2 separate regions of the Mus musculus genome follow, and region 2 is linked to region 1. The links are chromatin contacts, found by Hi-C or POLR2A ChIA-PET in ENCODE. All regions are on one chromosome and are shown on one strand. Each heading gives the region's core, a stretch centred on a gene start or an enhancer-like site at or near the end of the contact. The rest is flanking DNA. Distances are from core to core; before and after follow the strand shown.

What was found. Hi-C counts contacts between places; a loop is a spot of excess contacts on that map. ChIA-PET counts read pairs that join two places held with the same protein, here RNA polymerase II (POLR2A).
Region 2: a map of mouse embryonic stem cell shows a loop between it and region 1 (2.1-fold over the local background). The contact joins two enhancer-like sites. A Hi-C loop is called at or near these places in 2 of 37 maps with a recorded cell type or tissue (heart and mouse embryonic stem cell). POLR2A ChIA-PET finds 5 or more read pairs at or near these places in 2 of 5 experiments (both embryonic stem cell).

The regions. Positions count from the first base shown.
Region 1 is chr13:54,113,101-54,116,545 of GRCm38, forward strand. No RefSeq gene overlaps it. Among named protein-coding and RNA genes, the nearest start is that of Gm52069, 25 kb to the left of the region's middle. Within about 2 kb of position 1,776, at least 1 of the 3 ENCODE cell types and tissues checked has a DNase peak (open chromatin) inside an H3K27ac peak, as active enhancers do.
Region 2 is chr13:54,152,266-54,155,740 of GRCm38, forward strand. No RefSeq gene overlaps it. Among named protein-coding and RNA genes, the nearest start is that of Gm34640, 28 kb to the right of the region's middle. Within about 2 kb of position 1,591, at least 1 of the 3 ENCODE cell types and tissues checked has a DNase peak (open chromatin) inside an H3K27ac peak, as active enhancers do.

The DNA.
Region 1 (3,445 bases), core at 526-3,025:
ATGGCATGGTGCACGCTCAATACTCTGACCTGGAGTTTCACGGCGTTTTGTCTGCGGCCCAACTAGAAAGTGAGAATGCCCAATTGCAGAGTACAAGTCTGACAGTATCTGATGACATTTTATAAAACTTTCATGCCTCCTTGTTAACCACTTTAGTTCTACAAATCAATCCCATGGAAATATGCTCTCTGGCTTCTCCCATGCGAGCCGTGTGAACTGAGTATGTTGGGGAAGCAGGTAAGGGACTGGGGTGGCAGAGAGGTTGGAGGACGTTCCCAGAGGATGGCGAGATATTTCCTAGCAAAAGATAATAGGCATGCACTGTTATAGGAGTAATCAAAGACATTAGAACGCAAGTCCTTTAGTATTTTTTAAAGTCTTGCAAAATAGACATATTGGTACATTTCAGTTGACTGTCACAGTGTGCACTAAGCAGAGAAGAAAGGCTGCCACTGGGCACTAAGACCGACGCTGGCCTGAGGTTTACTTTTTCCCCTCTTTTCTGTTTCTCGAACTCAGGACATGTTCATTGCTATTGAAAAATAATTCTACAGTAGAGCACAATAGTACTTACTTTTGTTCTTAGCACTCAGGAAGCAGAGACCTCTGTAAATCTGAGGTTGAAGAGATAAAGTGTCCTAAAGTAATGAAGACCTAAGTTCAATCCCCAGTGTCTGCATAAAAAAGCTGGGTGCAACAACCGGTGATCACTTGTAACCCAGAACTGGAGAGACACAGACCAGCAGATCTCTTGGGGCTCACTGGCAGGCAGCCTGGCCTAGCCTCAGGCCAATGAGAGACTCCTATCTCACATCTCCTTGTCAGGCCTGCGCCAGGGTTTGCAATCCCAGCTCCGGACCAGAGAGGAACGGCAGTACTGTGAAGTGACACCAGAGAGCAGCATTGCCTGCAAGATCTCAAGGCTGATGCTAGATGCTTCCAGGAGCTGCCTGCTGGTGGCAAGAGGCTGCAGGCTAGTCCCAAGCTTAAGCAGGTGGTCCTAAAGGCTTGGAAGAAAGACACAATTCCCCCAGCAGTAGCTATTGCTGTTGTTGGAGTCCGTGGGCAGGATGGAATCCTCCCCATGTGCATTTCTTTGGGGTACATTGTAAAAGGGGGTCTTCAGCGAAAGTAAGAGAAAGGCATGGTCACACCCCAGACTAAGGTGGGCAGGGCTCTGCCCTTGACCTCTGTGCCACCAGAGCTGATGGTATTCCAGGAGCTCAGAGAATGAGCATTGAACTTTTTGTGAAAGGGGACAGAGTGGGAGTGCCCCCAGCAAGCCTTTTGAGCCATCCCCAATGGGCGCGGAGATCACCAGGAAGGGAAACTATGCCAAGACCTAGAGATCAGAGCAGCATGCAGCAGCTTAGGAAAAAGCCCACGAATCCCGGTCCTGGGAGCTCTGAGCACCTGAGACGGCACGGCTTCAGCCTCAACCCTGGGCTTCCTTCACAGCCTGGCGCTGCCACTGCTTCGGTGAGCCTCTTCTCAGAGCCTATCTCCTCATCTTTAATATGGGCCAATCTGTTCCACTGAGCAGTCTGAACATTAATATTCCCAGGGAACCCTGGGCCAGTGGCCTGTTTGTGTCCCCCAATCCCTTGGCCTTTTCCTCTATAATAACATCTAAATGGAAAAGCTCCCACGCTGCTTCCAGGAGCTTCGTTTGGGTGGTCCCGGAAAGCCATCCTGCTGCCTTCAGGGCCAGGAGCGTAGATCCAACAGGGCTGACAGCAGTCACCAGCCAGGCTCTGTTCTCATCCCTTTTTCTAGTAGACTGTGCGCTACTCTGATAATGAAAATGCTGACTACAGAAGCAGTGGCTCTGACAAAGATGGTAATATGAGAGAACAGCCTTTTAAAACTAAAAATAGAGAGGAAAATACCGGTTCTATTGAAATAAGAACGGGCCCAACCCCGTGGTACGGACTCTGAATAACAATTTCAGATGAGGAAGGAAGGGCTGGGAATCCACTTTCAGAGAGGAGCCATGTGGGGTGAGGAAGGGTGAGAAGCTTTAAGGGGACTGTGGGGGTGAGGACAGAGAAAGTGGAACAGGCCAGGAGACATCAAAGAAGGTGGTGGTGGTGCTGGTGGTGGGAGCTGGTAGTGGTCGTAATGGAGGAGGAGGGAAAGGAGAAGGAGGAGGAGGAGGGCAGAGAGGAGGACAGAGAGGTGGAGGGAGGAGGATAGAGTGGAGGAGGAGAAAGATGGAGAAGAGAAGGGGAGAAGGATGAAGAGGAGAAGGGGAGGAGGAAGGAGAGGTGGAGGAGGAGGAGGACAGAGAGGAGGATGGAGAAGAGGAGGAGAAGGAGGTGATGAGGAGGAAGAGGAGGAGGGAGAGGGAAATGAAGCCCCTACGTGAAGTAGGGTTGCTACAGAGGAAAAGGCAGTGTGCTGTGAACTTAGCGTGAGAAACAAAGGAATCTCCACGTGCTTAGAGTCTCCCAGCAAAATCTGGAGGAGGCAGGTCCAATTCCATCCATCTGAGAACAGAGCCAGAGGTTGGGGAGGTGTGATCTGGAGGGACAAGGACAGAGACTGACAGCAATGGGACATCACTGAAAGTTGACTGAGCATTAGAGCACTCGCTGTTTGAGTATGTAGACAGCACGCATTTTTAATCCCAAGTTTCATTCCAAGTTCATTTGAGAGGGAATTAAAGGGGTCGTGTCCATTAAAGGGGTCTTGTCCTCCGGTCCCTTCCAAACCTCTCTCAGTGAGAGCTTAGGCTGGGGACTGGAATTTTTAAGCACTGGGAGCCTATTTTAAGATGCATCTCTGGCTGAGAACTTCTAGTAACAGGAACGTACCAGAAATCGTTCCGTGGTTCTGGCAATGCTAGGAAGCAGATTAAGGCCCACACAGTTGCACTCTGTCCAGCACAGTGCAGAGCTTACTAACATGTGTTCTCTCTCATGTAGTTCTCGCCCATCAATGAGCCCCATTGTGCAGAAATTCAGCTTATTCCTCCCTAGAGAACACTTCATTTCATCCCTCATGAGCCCTGTGAATGACTTTAGAAATGGCCACCTCGCAGGTGGGGGAATCACAACAAGTAAAAGACCCACCAGCCACCATGACACAGAGAGAGCTCTGAGCAGAGTACCCTGCCCACCACACTGGTGCCTGCCACAGTCACCTCCTCCCAGGCCCAGCCCTCAGCCTACCTTCTGCCAGTGTCCAGATGGACAGGGCCAGTCTCTGTTCCCATGTTAAACATCAAGATATCCTGAAAGCTGGGCGTGGTGGCGCATGCCTTTAATCCCATCACTTGGGAGGCAGAGGCAGGTGAATTTCTGAGTTCAAGGCCAGCCTGGTCTACAGAGTGAGTTTCCAGGACAGCCAGGGCTATACAGAGAAACCCTGTCTCAAAAAACCAAAAAAAAAAAAGATATCCTGAAGCTGCCCAAGGCAGGCAGCAGATGTCCCTAAAGCCACG
Region 2 (3,475 bases), core at 341-2,840, 39 kb after region 1:
ACAGTTTCTGAGGTTCAGTCCATTATCATCATGGCAGGAAGCAGGCAGACATGATGCTGGAGGAGCTGATAGTCCTATATCTAAAATCTCAGGCAGCAGGAGACAGTGTGCCACACTGGGTAGAGCTTGAGTATTGGAGACCTCAAAGCCCAACCCCACAGTGACACACTTCCTCCAATAAGGCCATACCTCCTAACAGTGCCAGCCCCTATGGCCAAGCAAGCACTCAAACCATACCTATTCAAACCACCACAACATCTCACAGGGACACAAGCACAGGACACAAATAGCATCTGCTAGAAACAAGGCACCAGAGCATCTGGCTCAGTTGACAGGTGAGACCCCTGCAGGCCAGACTGGGTGTCTGCTTCATATGCAGGTGTCATGGGAGGGGAATAATTGTGCATGAAGGTGCTGGAGGCAAGATGTGGCCTCTGGTCCACATCCTTTATGAATCTCCCTCTACTCCAGGCTCCTCAGTCACCTCTGACTACAGATCTTTCCACCTCCATTTTCTCAATGGGGTTGATAAATGGCACCAATTTGGGAAATCGGTTTTGGAAAATCGGTTAAGACTCCCGTCTATTGATAATACTGGCATAGATAAAATCAGACCAAGATTGATTCACATCCACTGGCAGGTTGCAGCACAGCAATCTGCCCTCCTTATGTACCGGTCCCTAAGATAAACATAGCTAATCAAACTCAGCATCCTTCCCTACTGATGCACAGGAATCTGCCCTCCTTCCGCATGGGTCCCCACAACAGACATAACTAATCAAACTCAGCATTCTTCCCTACTGACTTCTTAACAAGCTCTCCAGGCAGCCAATTAAAATGCACACGGCCGCTTAGGAAGAAGCTAATGCACCTAATGGTGCTGACTGCTATGAGGATCAGGCAGTAATAAGGGGAGAAGAGCAGTTTCCCAGTCCAAGAGCAAGAAGACAAAAGCCCAAAGCAGCTGAGCACCGAAGTACGAGGACCACTCCTACTCCGGATATCAGGAAGGCTTCCATTTGGTGGTGGAGTGGTTTGCAGCAACTCTTTGAGCAACAAAGAACCAACTCAACTTAGCTTCTGTACTCATTTCTATTTTTCCTTGTTCTTTCCTCTATCCAACCTGCTGCCCCGCACTGGTTTCCTTCATTAATGAAGCTTCCCTGTGTCAGGGCAAGCTGGCCACCCACTTGCACCCCACAGCTTAGCAAGGAAATCACTTCATAGTGAGCCTCTAACTCAGAGGCTCCAGTCCGGTGAGACATGACCTCTGCATGGATTCACACATCCTGCATATCAGACATTTACATTACAACTGGTAACAGTAGCAAAATTACAGTTATGAAGTAGCAACAAAATACTTTTATAGTGGTGGTGGTAGGGGGTCACCACAACCGGAGGAGCTGTATTAAAGGGTCACAGCATTGGGAAGGTTGAGAACCACTGCTCTAGCCGCATACCTGGGCCTGGGGTTGCCCAGGCCTCTTCTGAGGACTCCTGCTGCCCACCCTAGTGCTAGCAGTGCACAGTGAACGTGGTAGGGTTGCCCTCTGAAAAACAGGAAACAATGGCTGAAGCGGGAGGAGCTCAAGTGAGGACAGGCAGTTCTCAGATAAAGGTGACACCCCTGAACTCCGCCTCTGACTTCCAGCAGGAGTCGAGCAAAGCAGCCAGGGGGAGGAGCAGGGTCCGTGGCCTGCTGAGAGCAGCACGCTGCCTCCTCACTTCCCTTGGGAAAAGCTCAAGTTTTGCGAAGCAGTGCTGGGTGATGGGATCCTCCTCCTGAGAGACCAGCTCATCTCTGGAGGGAGTAGGTGACTCCATCTGCTCCCCACCCCTGTCTCGATGTATGTGAGTGTGTGTGTGTGTGTGTGTGTGTGTGTGTGTGTGTGTGTGTAGACAAGAGACTGAGAGAGAGAGACTGACTGAGACATCTATCCTAGTCCCTATGCCACTTGCCCATCTGCATTGCTGTCTTGCCTGGGCCCTGAGCCTTAGCTCGAGCAAGCAGTGATCTTCTTACATAGCCTTTCTGTTCTTGATTCTGGAAATGATGCGTTAAGTCTGTGCCTTGACATCTCCAAAATAAAGGACTGTAACTGGGATTGTAGGCCTCATAAACCCTTGCCTTCCCTACATGGCTTTTCACTGGGGTACTTTAGCAACAGAAATGAAACTGGAACACCTAGATATACACGAGTGCCTTGCAGACTTGTAAAAATATCTAACAATAGCGCTAACAGCTAAGAATCTTAAATAAAGACATTCTCCGTAAATGGCAAACGATGCTTTCATGGGTCATAAGATTGTTAAGTAAAAATGCCATTAGCAAGCAGAGGTTATAGCCATATGAGTTGTGGCTAGAGAGACTCCCAAAGCCTCATAAAGAATAAAGGATACTGCCACTGGTGTTAGTTAGGACTACACAGTAAGACCCTGTGGTTTGTCTGAATGAAAATAGCCCCCAGAGACTCATAAGGAGTAGCTTAATTGTAAGTGTGGCTTTGTTGGAGTAGGCGTGGCCTTGTTGAAGGAAGTGCGTCACTGGGAGGTGGGCTCAGTCCAGGCCTAGTGGCTCACTGTGTCCTCCTGCTGCCTATAGATCCAGATGTAGAACTCTCTGCTACCTCTCCAGCACCATGTCTGCCTGCTTGCTGCCATGCTTCCCACCATGACAATAACAGACTAAAGCTTTGAACTGTAAAAAAGCCCCAGTTAACTGTTGTCCTTGATAAGAGTTTCTATGGTCATAGTGTCTCTTCACAACAATTGAAATCCTAACTAAGACAGACCCCATCGCTGAAGACCCCACATGCTTTGGATAGAAGACATGGAGAAATCAGGTTGGGACCAAGCTGGAAGCTGCCTCTTTATTGGCTGGCCTTTATAGCACTAGAGGATGCTAGTTCTGGTCAGCTATGGACTCTTCACTAAGAAATATAAACATACCAGGCAAAATGGGCCTTCTTTTCCAATATTGACATGACTGTCATGGGTGTAACCAACTGCTTCCCAATTGTATGCAAGTTTTGTTCCACAGTGGGCAACTCACAATTAGTACCTTAGCCAAGATTAAATCTTGTGACTGGTGGAGTCATAGGCTCCACCGATGAAGCCACTGCTTTTGTGTAGTTATGTTTTGTTATGGTTTTTCTATGTCAGGGAGTGGCACTATTAGAAGGTGTGGCCTTGTTGGAGTAGGTGTGGCCTTGTTGGAGTAGGTGTGTCACTGTGGGCTTGGGCTTTAAGAACCTCATCCTAGCTGCCTCAAAGCCAGTATTTTGCTAGCAGCAGCCTTCAGATGAAGATGGAGAACTCTCAGCTCCTCCTGCACCATGCCTGCCTGGATGCTGCCATGTTCCTGCCTTGATGATAATGGACTGAACCTCTGAACCTATAAGCCAGCCCCAATTAAATGTTGTCCTTAAAAGAGTTGCCTTGGTCATGATGTCTGATCACAGCAGTAAAACCCTAA